Regions from separate parts of the Mus musculus genome. Here region 1 is linked to region 2. Evidence: chromatin loops called from intact Hi-C (ENCODE). Cell type or tissue: heart. All regions are shown on one strand.

Evidence for each region. Peaks named below come from ENCODE experiments on the same cell type or tissue, not always from the same donor. Only the 100,000 strongest peaks of a DNase experiment are listed, where the experiment ranks them.
Region 1: a loop joins it to region 2, with 8 times the contacts of the local background. A loop is called at or near these places in 41 of 42 quality-filtered maps.

The regions. Positions count from the first base shown.
Region 1 is chr10:77,017,097-77,025,096 of GRCm38, forward strand. Gm3137 (predicted gene, 3137) reads right to left here. Exons shown (of 4, transcript NR_152191.1): 2 at 1,002-1,148. It overlaps Gm10787 (predicted gene 10787), which reads left to right. Exons shown (of 3, transcript NR_045882.1): 3 at 4,139-5,118. Among named protein-coding and RNA genes, the nearest start is that of Gm3137, 8.5 kb to the right of the region's middle. In heart, a CTCF peak has its summit at 4,478 (motif pointing left); a DNase peak (open chromatin) is centred at 4,475; H3K4me3 peaks cover 229 bases; H3K27me3 peaks cover 710 bases.
Region 2 is chr10:76,832,610-76,840,609 of GRCm38, forward strand. The region is part of intron 2 of Pcbp3 (poly(rC) binding protein 3); the gene reads right to left. Among named protein-coding and RNA genes, the nearest start is that of Col6a1, 110 kb to the left of the region's middle. In heart, no CTCF peak of the experiment used is centred here; a DNase peak (open chromatin) is centred at 3,252.

The DNA.
Region 1 (8,000 bases), 180 kb after region 2:
ACCTCGTGCTCCTTTGAATGGGAGCTACAGATGGGAAAGTGGCTCCAGACTAGGTACAGTGTATGAGCAGGAGAAGACTTCTTTTGAGTTATGCAAACAAACTATGCATTTAATAGAACAAAGACCTTAGAATTGACCTGGAAAAAAATCTAACCATGATGACTCACACCTATAATTCTGGCACTTAGAAGGGGGAGGCAGGAAGATGATCATGAGTTCATGGCCAGCCTGGGCTATATAATAAGATCACGTCCAAACAACATATCTTTTAAACTCTGGAAGCTACCCTTGTTTCCAGTGTATGTGTGTGTGTGTGTGTGTGTGTGCACATGCATGTATGAGTGCATGTATGTGTGTGTGCATACATATGTGCATGTGTGTGTACATGTGTGTACATGTGTGTGTATCTGTGTGCACATGCATGTGTGTGTCTGTGTGCACACACATGTGTGTGTATGTGTGTGCATGCATATGTGTTTCTGTGTCCCCTCTTATTATTCACTGACCTGAGGACACACGAACACACACACACAGCACACTCCCATTGCTAGTCGCCTACTCCTACTATTCACCTACTTCTAGAGGTGCACTGGAGGGTCGTTCTTTACTCTGACCAATTGGAAGTCTGCTCACCTCCTTCTGCAGCAGCCTTGTGGGCTGTCTCTACCCATCCTTGGGATATGAATATTGACTGCAGAGGGCGCTTCCGAGGCCTGCACGTATCCTCTGTTTATTTCAGCAGCTTCCTCATACCTGATCTGTTTCTATGTTTCATCTCTCAGTACTTTAACCTTTGCCTTTCTACGTGTGTGTTCTGGGCCTCTGCCAGCTGTTGCATTTACACGTGCTGTTCCATTAGTTCCCTCTCTCGTCCAGCAATGCTCTGCTTCACTCTGGGGGTACCACGATCTGCAGCCCTGCAGACATCCAGGCTAAGAAACCGGCCTCCACCCTCACCTCAAGTCCAGTGCGCCCCATCCCCACCCCAGTATGACACTCACCAGAGCATGGCTCCTCCACCTGGTAGCCTTTGCTGAATGAGTCCTAGTGGGCTTTCCTACCCATCTCTTCTGGAGATCCTTTCAACTCCCCAGGGATCTCAGGAGTCCCCAACACTGTGACAATGGAAGCAAGTACTTCCTTCTCCCCTGGGGAAAAATCAGAAGCACTCAGCAACTGGAGGTGACTAAGTCAAGATTCCAAACCCAGTCACAAAGCAAGCTCGAGGCTTGTATTCCCATCTGGGTGTGCCCATGTGGTATCAGGATTGGCAGATAGCCCAGCAAGGACAACCCACCCCCATAGCCACCCTCACCCAAGTCATCACCACTGTCCCTGAGGTCCCCACTGCTACATCCTCCAAACTCCTGTACTTCCAACAGCAGGAGGCTGGGCACTGCTTGGTTTAGTCTTAGTGCAGCATTTCGAGAATTCAATTAGTTTTAATTAGTACAAATTTAATCCATTTTAATTAGTTTTAACTAATTGTAAACTCTTAATTAGTAAAAACTCGGGCTTTACACCCAAGAATTTCAGACGGAAGACTCCCCTTTACCAGTTGGAAATAACACGGACATGGAAGATGCTGGGAGGTGGCAGTCAGGGCCTGATTCCTTCACAAGGCCTATGCCCCTTGCTGGCTGCCTGCAATATGGCTGTCAGCTTCCATTCCCACCTGAGGATGCTCGTGTGATGCTTTGATCACGTGGACTGGGTCCTAAAGGCTTCTGCCTATATGACATAATATGTCTATCACTCCCTACTCTTTCCACAGGATCCTTGGAGTCTGAAGGGCACTTCTCCTGGCTCCCCAAGTCCCTGGTCCTTCTTCCCAGCTCTGTAAAACTCCTCCCACCTTTATGCTTTGGGGCTTTTACCATGACCTTTGAAAGGTTGATCCTGGATGCCTGCCCACCGAAGAGATGAAATTCAGAGAGATTCCCCAATACCTTTGTCACTCCCTCATCTCCTCTACTCTCCCCCCCCCCAAAATATTGGGGAGCCAGGATGCTGAGGCAAAGTGCAAGGACTGGCCCTGCCCTGCCTCCTCATTACCATCCCCTCCTGTTCCCCGCCCTTCCCCAGATGTCTTAGACCTGGGGGCTCAGAGGACAAAGAATGGTGAGAAAAACCTCTAGGTCTGGAGTCAGTGCCCTGGACTGATGTCACTTCACTTCTGTGACAATAGATTTCCAGCTCTGTCTACTAGAGATGTGACCCTGCCAGCTGGGGGTGTGCCTCAAGCTGGCATTGCGGGACCGCCAAAAGCAGGGACACCTAGAGACACTTATTATACATGGGCAAAGCAGAAAGGAGAGCCTACCCCATCCACCAGGAGGGGGTATTCTTGGTCATACATCCTCCACCTCAGATCTCAGTCCAGCCAAAACAGGAAGCAGGGGACCAGGTATCTCAGGGAAGTGTGGTTTCTGCAGCTGTTCTGCCTTTTGTAGCCTTGGAGCCCGTCTAACCCCAGCTCCTCTGCCCCATAGAAAGAGGCTGAGCCCGGGACACAGCACCAGACTTTGACAGGGCTCTATATCGACCTTGAATTTCAGGAAAAACAACTAGAGAAAACTCAAGTTCCCGAGGTGCAGCGTGAGGAAGCGTTGCTTAGAAATACTAGCAAAATAAAAGGAGACAGTATTTTGGAAATAGGAAACTGGATCTGTAAACATTGTCAGCTAACAGGTAACCCCCAGGGAGAGGAGGAGGCAGAGGAATTGTTGCCGATTCTCAGTTTTCACTAGGAAAAAAAAGAATAGGATCAACATACAGTGTTAGAGTTGGCCAAATTGAGACAGAACTCAGAAAGCAAACTCACGCTAGGGCAATTCTTATCAATTCATCAAAGGCAATAGGAGAAAAATCATACTTAGTGCTATTAGCAATAGCCAGAAGCAGGTGGCACTCAAGCATCCATCATGGGTGATAGGCAAAGGGAAAGAGACCCATGCACACAATGGAGTCTTACTCATCCTTTCAAAGGAAAAGCATTCTGGTGTATGCTATACAGCATGCCAGGATCTTGAAGGCATTGTGCTAAGTGAAACAAGCCAGTCGCAGGAAAGGCACCATCGATTTTGTTCGTCAGGTTCCTGCTGTCATCAAACCACTGACACAGAAAGCAGAGAGGTGTCTGTAGGGGCTGGAAAGTGGAGAGATTGTCAGTGTTTTAATAGGGGCAGAGCTTCAGTGCAAGGTGATGGGGGTAGTCTAGAAATGGCGGCTATGACTGTATAGCCATGTGAAGGACTCTGCTGTTTGTCCGGTTACCTGAAAATGATTCAAATGGCAAATTTCATGTTATATATGTTTTACCATTCATTAAGAATAAATGTAACAACAGACTGGCCTGGGTTAGGGTGGGATGGGGGCCAGCTGTGAGGCCAAGGACCACCCTGCTCTTAGTCCACTGGGACTTGACACCTGGGAATTCTCTCAGGTTGGCCAAGGATGCAGCCTTAAATGTATTCACTGTGCACTCTTGATGCCTGGAGATGTGTACCAACTGGTCTCCTTAGAACAGCGATCCTCAACCTTCTTAATGCTGTGACCCTTTAATACAGCTCCTCCCATTGTGAAGACACCCCCTCCCATAACCATAAAGTTACTTTTGTTGCTGCTTCATAACTGTAATTTTGCTACTGTTATGAATCGTAATGTAAATATTTTTGGAGACAGAGGTTGGCCAGAGGGGTCGTGACCCACAGATTGAGAACCACTGTCTTAGCCCTCACCCCTGAGCAGCCACATCAGGAAGGACCTGATAGAGCTCATTGTGTAGGACACACTAGCTTCCCAGGCCCTTCTGGGGAAGAGACACCCTCTAGGGAAGGCCTCCACAGCCTGCTAGCCACCAGATCCAGCAGGGCCATGTTAAGGGACAGAAGCTGCACTGATCTCAAGCTAAGGGCCAACCAAGGCTTCCTCTCACCCTCAGATCCATCTTTGGATAGGGCAAGGCAGGTTTAGGAGGTTGGTGGTGGGGGGCTATGTTAGAGTGTTCTGCACACACACATTTTGAATTTGAGGAATCTATACCTTGGGTTTGCTGGGAGGTAAGGAGCTGTATGTATCCCAGGCCAATGTAAAAGAGACTCAACGCCCTTTGTCTCCTGAAATGTCTTCCTGCTAGCAACAACAAGGATGAACCGCTGGTTCCTTCTGTCTAAGGGCCCCATGGACCATTCCGAGTGAAGGACAGTCTCAGGCCAAGACCTTGGTTCTACCTCTTAATTTTGAGCCAAGTACTTCCTGTATGCCACTGTGGATGGTAGTGATGATGTCCCTCCTCCCAGGAGTCTCAGGACAGCGGCATCCTGGGATTGGAAGCCAGAGGTAGGTCTCTTGGGACTATCCTCACCTGAACTGGGGGAGGTGTTATCTCTCTGCTCCATTGTGCCTAATCTGACCCAGTAAGACCGACCCCTCTTGTGCCCTGAAGTCACTGTGTGACTACACTGCCCCCTAGTGGCAGAATGGTACACCTCCCTGCACCGGCAGCCATCCAGTTCCATTGGGTTTTATTATCTCAACAATACATGCAGCCTATCAGTGAACGGTGTGCTTCCTGCCATCCTGGAGAGACATAAAAACTGAGATCAGAGAGTTCTTTGTACAGCGATGCCCAGTACGCGACCCCTCTCTGCCTTCCAAAGACTGCATGCATTCCGGGAATCCAGAGAGCTGTGAAACAGACCCTCGGGTTCCAGGAACGAAATACTCGTGGCACTGGAACTCAACGGGAGGGGAAGGAAGAGTGTGCAGGACCCAGTACAGCCCCGAGCAGCAGACAAGCTCCCTCATCCTATCCTCGGCTCCATGGGGCTCAGGAAGAGCTCACTTGGTCGGTTGTCAGCCTCTGAGCTGGGCCATGCACAGCAGCAACGATGGCTGCTATGAAGTGGGTCAAGATGTCTGGCACTCAACTGGACACCGGTGGCATGAGAGACTAGAGGATGTCACCAACCCCTGCCTGATCGCAACATTCCCCCCAACCACAGCCATATGTAACAGGTTTGGGACATTGTAGACTTCTACTTTTCTCTTTGAGTATCTGGTTCTTTCTAGGTAAACTGGCCCATATTCTGACTATTTTAACTGATCTTGTCCTGCAGACTCTGCCTCTGTGATTTTTTTTTTAAGGTGGAGAGAGGTATAGAAAAATAACCAGTGTCAACATCTGGAACACCTGCACATACATTTGTCCAGGCATGTGCACTCGGGGAGAGAGAGAGAAAAAAAAAATCACAGCCCTGAAAATATTCTAATCAGTCTTCTGATTGAGTCATGGAAATGAACCCAAAACAGCAACCTATCCATAGACCAATGAATGGGTGCGAGTTCATAACACACGCACCGACGCATCTCACCCAAGAACACGCCGAGGAAAGTTAATCATTAATCATTCTTGAGCTGTATTATTTATAGAGGAATAAGTGTGATTGAAACATGCTACACGTGAACACTACCTCTTAGCTCTAGGACATTGCGTACCGCCTGTATCCAAAGGCCAATGTCCTACTACCCAGCTGGCCATGTTTCCTCCCACCCGGGCCTCCTGGGGCCCAGCTTCCCGCTGCTGTCTCCCTCCTAGCTGCATTGGCCTGACTCCCAGTAGGGCAGTTAGGAGCTTGCAATCTCTCCCACCCCAGGCCTCTCACCCATGCATGGCAGAACAGAAAAACCATCTTTATTGAGGTGCAATTCACAAGTAAGAAACACTCAGTCATGTGATTAAGGTGGCTGTACCTAATGACCACATTCTGCCTGTCAAGAGAGTTCACACGTAACCCAAGAGCCCAGCCCTACCCAGTATCCTCTGCTAGCCACAGGCTTCCTGGCAGAAGAGAGCCTTGCCATTGGACAGGGCACACAGCAGGGACTCTTGCCCTGGGCAACACTATATCAACAACACTATAATTTTGAAGAGTCACCCAAAGCCTGTGTCACCACAGAGGCCATGGGATTGTCCCTTAGGTCCTGCTGCATGTCTGGGTTGCTGTTAGTTGTGAGCAGTTTTGAATAAAAGTGCATGAGCCTTGTAGGAACATGCTTTGCTCCTCCTGAGAAGGGGGACAGAGAGTTGGACACACTTGACTTTTCCAGAACAGACGTGCCCCTTGCCACCCGTGATTGCTGCGTGTTGTCGCCAGCACTTAGCACTGTCTGGTTTTAAGTATTCTTGAGGGCACATGTTGATTGGTGAGGAACAATATTAGACACACTTTCACACGCTTAGGACTCAACTGTTCAGACCTTACATATTTTACTTTTATTACATTTGTCTAGTGTGTGTGCATGCTTGCAATCACACACACACACACACACAAGTCAGCAGACAATTTGCAGGAGTCAGCACCTCTGTGTGGGTCCCAGGAATCTGGCTCAATTTGCCAAGCGAGGTAACAAGTGTCTTTAACCCCTTTGATGGCCCAGTTGTTTCGTATTTTAAAAATTGAGCATCCAGCCAGGCGTGGTGGTGCACGCCTTTAATCCCAGCACTTGGGAGGCAGAGGCAGGTGGATTTCTGAGTTCGAGGCAAGCCTGGTCTACAAAGTGAGTTCCAGGACAACCAGGGCTACACAGAGAAACCCTGTCTTGAAAAACCAAAAATAAAAAAATTAAAAATTGGGCATCCCATTTTCTTAGTCTTAAGCTATGACGGTTGTTTAGGTATTCTGAATACATGCCCATGCCCTGGATGAATATTTTCCACCAGGCATGGCTTGCTTTGCGGTTCATTTAATGGTACATTTTGGTGCCCAGACTGATAATTCTCTCTTTTGGAGACTTTGCTTCCTGGATCCTTAATGCCTGCCTAAAGGAAGGACTCTTGCCTTTGGCATCCTATTTGGGAAGATGAGGACTCTTTTTAAAATCCCAGAACTTAGTACAAAAGTTTGGATGTTGAATGTCCCCTGAAGGCCCATGTTCTGAAGGCTTTGTTCCCAGTGTGGTATTACAAAGAGTGGTGGCACTTTTTTTTCCCTTGAGACAGGGTTTTTCTGTGTAGCCCTGGCTGTCCTGGAACTCACTTTGTAGACCAGGATGGCCTCAAACTCACAGACATCCAACTGCCTTTGCCTCCCAAGTGCTGGTGTGTACCACTATTCATAGCTGTTGATGGTATTTATAAAGGGTGGGACCTAGTGGGAAATCTTTAGGTTACCAAGTGCACACCTTGACCTTGAAGGGAGCTGTTCTATCCAGCATTTTCCTGGTTCCTTTTGCTTCCTGACTGTAGCCTGAGCAGCTGTGTTGTTCTACCAGCTCCTGCCGTGGCCCTCTGCCTCACTACAGACCCAAAGCAATAAGGCCAAGTCACTATCGCCCAAGATAAACCTCTCCTTTTGATCAGCTAATTGTCGCAGGACTTCTGTTCAGCGATAAGGAGGCATGTGGACTGCCATAGGACTCCTGAAGATGATGGAAATGGGCCACACCCAAGTTTTCCAGTCCACAGCCAAGAGCTTTGGGCAGCAGGCAAGCAGGAGATGTTCACTAGGCAACTGGAGTTTACCGAAGCAAATGTAAATGGTGTTATCTTCTAATTTAGGTACGTGACCCATTTGAAGTTGTATTCATGAGTACAGATAGATTGGTTTTGTCCACCGCCCCCCCACACACACACACGGAGCTGGGAATGGCATCCTGGGTCTTATGCAAGTTGGGCAAGCTCCTGTCCCAGAGCTCCCTCATTCCTGGTGTCTGCTCCAGTCCCATGGAGACCTTGAACTCCTTCAGTTCTCAAGACTGTCTTTCCTCAGTGAGACACTTTTTCAGAGAAATTTTTGGTTGAGACAGGGTCTCTTTACTCATTCCTGGCTGTCCTGGAACTCATTACATAGACCAGAGTGGTCTCTGACTCACAGAAAACTGCCTGCCTCTGCCTCCTGACTACTGGGATTAAAGGTATGAACTACCATGCACAGCATTTAGCCTCCCCCCCCCCCCATGAGCTTTTGGTCCTCTTGCCTCTACTTCTTGTGTAGAGT
Region 2 (8,000 bases):
TGACAGTGTTGACAAATTTGTTAAAATAGAAAATAAAACCTCTCAAAGAGTTTGCAACTTTCCCCTTATCTCTGCAGAGAACTCTGTTCTCTGTAGCCTTGAGGGCCACAGACTTGAGGACAGGAAACACAGATGGGAGGGGGTAACCTGCATCCTTCCTCATCAGGAAAGTGGAGCTTACACCTCACCATAGTTCTTTTAGCTGTGTGACTGGGGTCCATGGTAGGGTTTGCAGGGCCAAACAAACATCAGGCACCAAAAGTATCTAGGAGCTATGACGTGGATACCAATAGGATGAGACCAGAGGGCTGCAGTGAGCACACCCTTGGTACCATCATTCTGTCATAGTGCCTGTGAAGGCCCCCAGGAATGCTGGAATTATTATACTGGGCAAGGACTCATGAGGCTGGGTTTCTAAACAGTCAATTTGGCAAGCCTTGGGACATGGCCACAGCCTTGGTGAGCCAGGGTTAGGTCATTAGACCAGCCTTGCTACAAAGCCTTCAGAAGACCTTTTTTTAAAATGGGGCCAGGAAGGATGGACATCAAGGAGAGCAGGATGGACTCCAGAGGAAAACAGCTGCTGCTGCTGCAGAGGCTGGGTAGGGATGCCTGCACTGGGGTACTATAGAGAGGCTGCTGCTGAGCTGGGGAGCTGCCTGGGCCAGGAGAGGGGAGAAGGTGAGGGCTGCTTATTTGTATATAACAGGAACAAAGCAGAGGCTGAGTCCATTCCTTTGATTCCTCTCCCATTGGGGAAAAAGCCTAATTCTGAATTATGTTCAGCATCATGTTAGCTGATGCCATTATCTTGATTAATTCCCCAACTACTTACTGGTAAGGATTCTCTCTCATTAAGAGTATGTCTTCCATAAATAACAAAAGACAAGTACTTTATTAGAGAAGAGTCCGCTATTTCACGGTTTGGGCAGAGAGGGACAAACTGAGCAAGCCTTTTGGCTGTCCCAGGATGGCCTGCTCCTCTAACTCGGGAAACTGTTCAGAGAATAGCTCCTCAATCATTAAAAGTCCATTTAAAGGATAGGTGGAGAACACATGAACATACATACATTCATGCATGCATATACATGCATATATACAAGTTTTATACATTACACACACGCACACACACACACACCATGGTGCAGCCTTTCCAGCATCATATTCTCTAAGACTCACTTAGGACTCCTGTCTCCCTGTAAATGAGCTTACTGTTCATAAGTTCAGCTTCTGTCTTTATATATAGTATACCAATACGGCTTGGTGCCATCAGAGGCTTCTGTCAAGCTGTGTGTTCAAGAGCTTTCTAGAGAGGGGCTCTAGAGGCAGAGAAGGGAGCCAGAACTCCTCTAAGGAGTCAGCACGCATGATACTTAGGCCTGCAGGGCCCAGATGTGCAGCCCGGGGTGTGCATCTGCTCAGATGCTGCTGTGCTGCGGCTATGGGTGTGACGGAGTGGTCACTGTCTCAGCACAGACCTCATCTAAATCAGGATACAGGTCATAGGACCTCCGTGGGGGCCCTGGAAACATCAGGTGAAGGTAGCCTCCTGTTGCCCAGGGCTCAGGATGGTACCTGCAGCTACTGGCTCACATTCTTTGAGAAAATCTCTTGAAACACTGGGGTCCAAAGATGCGGGCAGGGCACTGGGCTGTGGCTGTAAGGTTGGCAGGCAAGAGCTAAAGCTGTTGCCAGTTACCATAACCTGGTGAAACAGGGTCTGGACCACCACCTTCCAGTTTGCAGAAAGTTAAAGCAGGCTTCCCCTTTGTTATGTGTGGCAAACAGAGCAGCTTCTAGGACAGGCAGGAGGGTGAATTTCACACTGCAAAGGCCTAGGGCATCTGAGCTGGCAGAGAGGGTCATCAGCAGGCACCAAAGCAACAAGAATTTTCTGGAGTTTCTTTTCGTACATGGGTTTTTAGTGAGGAAGCACTGTAAGACGCACATGTAGCTTCAGGTGGCCTGGCTGCTTACTATGAATGTCTAGCAAACTATCTGATGCTTTCAGCATGCCAGGTTTGACTGTATACTGCAAAAAGCCCAGAGATAATCTCAAGTGTGGAGGAAATGTGGACAGGCTGGTGAGAAAGGGGCTCACGGGGCGAGAGCTATGGTAGGAAGGTCATGGCTGGCCAGAAGCTGAGGTGGTAAATTAGGCACAACTCACAAGCTCTGAGCAAAGATATGTGTGGCCTTCTTTCTCCCTAGGAACCCCGAAATGTTTTCCATCTCAGAATAGAATATGAAGATCCACAACCTCATCCCATGTCCCCTTGCCCCAGAGTCTACCCACAGGCTGGAAGAAAAGGTGGGGCCAAATAAGCACAGGCAGCCATATTCCTTGGATCTGCCTACCACGCATGGCACATTTGGAATCAACACAACTTGGCCATACAGTCTAATGATGAAGCCCTTCCCATCCCAGTTCACGGAGGGGCTCTTCCATTATAAGGGAACCAGCAACCAGCTGGCTTTACCCACTACCTCTGGATTTTCCCAGCCATGCCTGGGTGGGAGTCTCAACAGGACGAGATGCTCAGGGAGTAGAAGTGCTTGTGTGGTTATGGGGGTACCTGCTGGCAGTAATGAGTCCTGAGGGGACTCAGAAAAGGGCAGCAAGCACAGGGCTGCAGACCCCAGCATGTGTGAGACCAGGGACCAATGATGAGCCTGGGCCATGTGGCCATGAGGGTCTTTGTGAGCCAGCCTTGGTAGGAGAATTTCAAGAGCTGCGTCCTATGAGCTATGAATAATGACTGGTCCTTTTACAACAGACGATGATTTCCAGCAGAAGCCATCCAAGGAACGAACTTTAACTGAGCAAACTTTCCTCTTGCTTACTCCAGGGACGAGGTCTAGCTTAGAGCGCAGCAAAGAGAGGAGGAAGCCTGTTCAGGGACACAACTAACGAAGCACACACTGAAGAAGCAATTCTACCTCAGAAACATGAAAAACTCAAGCCGGCAGAGATGTAGCTTCAGGCATGCTAGCTCTGACCATGAGCTGATGGATGAAATATACTAAGGGCTCTCTACACAGCTCACAGCCGTAGGCCCGATCTGTGCCCTGCACGTGAGGGTGCTAACCCCAGATGCAGCCCCAGCCTCCCCAAAGAAGGCTGGCTACTGTAGTCTGGGTGCTGTGGTCAGCAGGACTTCCATACTTAACAACTCCAGAAACACATGCTCATAACCCTTGCTGATGAAGCGCAAACTATAAAAATACCAGGAGTCATTGCGTATGTGGAATCAGTGCCACTAGGTGGCAGCAGAGCACCATGGCCTGCTCACGCACAGCAATCTCCCTTTCCTCAAAGTCAAAACTATGCCCTGGGCTTTGGCTACAGCCCAGCACTGAGCCCTCACAGCACCTGCCTCTATAATTCTAATGTGAACAGGAATCACCCACATTCCCATACTTTATCGCCCACAGCTATTTCTAGCTCCCAGGGCAGAAGTGAACCACGCTACAGAACTGAAACTGTTTCCTTCCAGGCTAGTCTAGAAAGTGTGTGCTGGCCTAATTCATCTCAACAAGGTGTCACAGTGTTTGCGTGACTTCAGTCAGTGCCCATGGCCTGTTACCACTTTCCCGGATCAATGACGCCTTTCTGTGACACCATTCACTTTCACTGTAGGCAGCACCAAGGCCCAGTCTTGCTATTTGGGTGGGGGTGGGGTTCCAAAGCATCAAAGACCGAAGTGGCAAAATGGAATGTGGAATAGTGGGTACAGTTTTCTGATAGTCAGCCCTGCCTGGGTCAGCAGGGTATGTTGTCCCTGTGGCCGTGGTACCCTCAAGGCTTAGACATTTATGACAATGACTGCTGGAAATGTATGGTTCAGGCTGTAGGTCCAAGATGCTTGCTGAGCAAAGCCCACAATTGAAAGGGGAACTGAGAGGGATTCTGGGTTCCATGGAAGAAGATCTTACAATGTGTAAGGAACATTCTCTCAGTCCTTGCCTAAAGGGGCCTAAAGCAGAAAGCAGAAAGCAGTCAATGTTGGTCTGCAGCGACTGCTAGACGCCCATTTCAGGGGACCTAAACACGATCATGAACCCCAACTGATGTGACCAGTGGAACTCTTGCCCCAGGCTGCTTCACAAGGCCATGGTGCTGTCATGTAACAGCTGGACATTTCCACCCACAAATAATCATAACACTGGGGTGGAGACACTTGCCAGGCACCAGAACCACGCACTTTGGTTTCTTCCTTGGTCTTGGACAGGAAAGGTCAGGTAGGATCTCTGAGGACCACACCCACTCCAGACAAATAGCCCCTGGAAGAACCGCAGCGTCAGCCTGCCGTTGGGGACTTAAAGTCACAGAGACAAGGGAACTTAACCCCTTGACAAGCCCACGCTATTTCTACTGTAAATGGATGGACAGGTCAATGACACACCCATCCACCCAGCCAACATCCAAGTGCCGGTGCCATTGGAAGCACTGAGCCAGATGCAGTCTCTGCTGTGTCAGTACGGGTGAGAAAGTGCATGCATGGGTCAGCCTCTTGGCCTCACCAGTGAACAACATCCAGAACAGTCTCTCTTCGTGGGAAAACTAACAAAATCATGGCCTCCCTCGGAGATAAGGGAGCCCTCCTTGCTGTCCCAGTACAGTGTTCAGGAAATATGATTGCTTTTGTTAATTTTGTTGTTGTTGTTTGTTTTTTGTTTTTTTTTTTTTTCCGAGACAGGGTTTCTCTGTGTAGCCCAGGCTGTCCTGGAACTCACTTTGTAGACCAGGCTGTCCTTGAACTCAGAAATCTGCCTGCCTCTGCCTCCCAAGTGCTGGGATTAATGGTGTGTACCACCACTGCCCAGCTGCTTTTGTTAATTTCTGATAGACTCCCCCGTCTCTTTTTCTCCTCCCTCCCTCCCTCCCTCCCTCCCTCCCTCCCTCCCTCCCTCCCTCCCTCCCTCCCTCTCTTCCTTTCTGAGACAGATTTTCTCTGTGTAGTTCTGGCTCCCCAGGAACTCGCTCTGTAGAGCAGGCTAGCTTCAAACTCAGAGATCCACCTGCCACTGCCTCCTGAGTGCTGAGATTAAAGTTGTGCGCCACCACCACTCGCTGTCTTTAACAGACTTTCAAAGATTAGTTTTGGCCTCACAAGAGACTGGTACCCATGTATCCTCTTATACACTCACAGCCCCTCCATTATCAACACCTCCCACCAGAGGACCCTTGCTATCACCAACTATGATATATCGTTCCCTTTGGAAATACATTCTCCATCAGGATTTATGCCTGTTGTATATTATTCAACTTCGGGAGAAGGTATAATGATGTGTACCCACGATTGCAGTACCACATAGACTAATTTCACGGCACTAAAAACATCTCCGTAATCTGCGCACGCATCCTTCCCAACCTCAACCTCTTGGCAATCACTCACATTTGTTCTGTGTCTGTAGCTGTGCTTTTTCTAAAACAGCACGCGGTTGGATCATACAGTTCTTGGCATATTCTTTCACTCGGTACTAAGTATGATTTCTTCATGTCTTTGAATGATTGGCAGCTCAGTTCTCTCTAACACTGAAAAACGAACCATATCGTCTGAATGTACCATAGTTCCCTATGGCTTCACTCATTGAATTCACTCTTGTTGCATTTACACTTTTGGCCGTTATGAGTGAGGCTGCTGCACATCCATGTACAGACTTCTGGACGGGCATAGCTTAGCTCATGTGCAGACTTCTGGATGGGCATACCTTAGCTCATGTACAGATTTCTGGACGGGCATAACTTAGCTCATGTACAGACTTCTGGACGGGCATAGCTTAGCTCATGTACAGACTTCTAGACGGGCATAACTTAGCTCATTTGGGTTGATATCCAGGAGCCTAATGGTAGCGTTGTAAAATACAATTGCCATTTGCAAGAAACTCTTCTTCATAAGTGACAAATAATAAAGTCTTCCTTCATAAATGACTATGAAATTTTGTTTCTCACTGTGGAGAACAGAGGAAGGGAGACAGGAAGAAGGATGGGGAAGGAGAGAGAGAGGAAGAGAGAATGAATGAATGAATGAATGAATGAATGAATGAATATGAATTCTCAGTGCTCCATACTTCTGCCAATGTGTGATATTGTCAATGTTATGTACTTTGGCTATTCTGGTAGCTGTGTAGTGATATCTCATTTTAATTTAATTTAATTTCCCTAATGAGATATAATGTGGGAAATCTCTTTCATATATTGGCTACATAAGTATCCTTTCTGGTGCAGTAACTGAATTGAAGAAGTTTTCCCTGTGTTTTCCGTCATAGTCCTGTAACAGCCATTTTTTTATAAATATTTCAGTCCGGGGCTCAGTTTTTCACTCTCCTAACAGAATCATATTCTATAAAGCAGAAAACTTCTACCAAAATTAACCACTTCTTTCCCCCCATAAATTGATACTTTAACATCCTCTCAGGAAAACTAAAAGCCATCTTGATTTTCTCCTATATGTTCCAGTTTAGTTTTGTGTTTTACATTAGGTCCATTTTGAGTTGCTGTCTTTTGGACGGAGGGGCCTGTAGATGCCAGAGTTTCCCAGCTGCTGTCTTGCCTAAGTGCACCAAAGATCAGCTGACTATATCCATGTGACTTACTGCTGAGATCTTCTCAGTTATGAACTTGTCTATTCTTTTACCAACACAATTATTATCATCATTACTGTAGTTTAAAGTCTTTAATTCCATTTATTGATTAGTGTGTGTGCACACACACGAGTGTGGAAATGTGTACACACTCATATCAAGGCACATATGCATAGGTCAGAAAACTTGTGGGAATTACATCTCTCCTCTCTCCATGTGGGTCCTGGTGATTGAACTCTGGTCATCAGGCTTGGTAGCGACCTCTGTTGAGCCTGGGGGTGGGCGATCTCTCCATTGACCCTGGTGGTGATCTCTTTCTGCTGAGCTCTGTCATCACGTTTTAGAGAATGTTTTGAAGTCAGTAACATCATTTTGCTGTGTTCCTCTTTCCTCCACTGGACTGCTCTGGGTCAGTTCTTTCCCTAAATAAACTTCAGAACCACTTTGTCAGTGTCCAAAATAGAACTACTAAACATATTTATTTTATTGGGGTGACTCTACATCAAGTCATGACAAAGTGACATTATCACAATATTGAATCCAATCCTTGAATATGGAATATCTTTCCATGTAGTTAATTTTTCTTTGATTCAGTTATCAGTTTTTTCTAACAGTTGGCCACATATAGATTTTGTGTGTAGTGTATGCATGTGTGTGTGTTTGCTTAAGTATTGGGGGGTCCTGCTAAAGTGGTATTAGATTCTAATTTCAATTCTGCTTGTTTATTACTAGCATATAGTACTTTGACTTATTTTTGCATATTAATCTTATATCTCAAACTCTTTCTATAATGATCTCTTAGCTTTGTGACTTTTGGGTAGTTTTTGTCTGCTTACAATTTTTAATCTTAAATGTCCGCCTGAGGCCTGGATGCCAAAGGCTAGACTGGCAGCCTGTGGTTCTACTGGGAGGTGTCGGAAGCTTTAGGAAGTGCTTGCTACCTAGTAAAAAGATGTTAGCTCACTGCAAGTGTGCCCTTCAAGATAACTGGAACCTGGTCTGCTCTCCTCTCCCCTCTCTGTCAGACAGCCTAATTTTCTTCTCTAAGAAGTCACCTTGTTTTCAATCTTTCCTTATACTTTACTGATTCATATCACTGTGATTTAATTTTCATCTAGTTCAAAACATTTCTGAATTTCACTTTCTCATTCCCTCTCTCTAAAGACCTTCTAACATCACTTAAAAGGCAGGAGGGAGGGTCGTGTGGTTCGGAACAAGAGCCACTCTGACCCAGTGAGCCCTCTTTGCTGCCAGGCCCTTTCCTCCTCCCTTCCGGCCCACGGTCACTTTGTGGAACAATAATGTGGGCGCAGGGAGTGCTTGCTACTGGAAATGCTTAGAGCAAGAGCTGTTTTCTAGCTTGAGTTCTGAACTGGAGGGTCATCAAAATAAATTCTAGACAGAGATAAAAA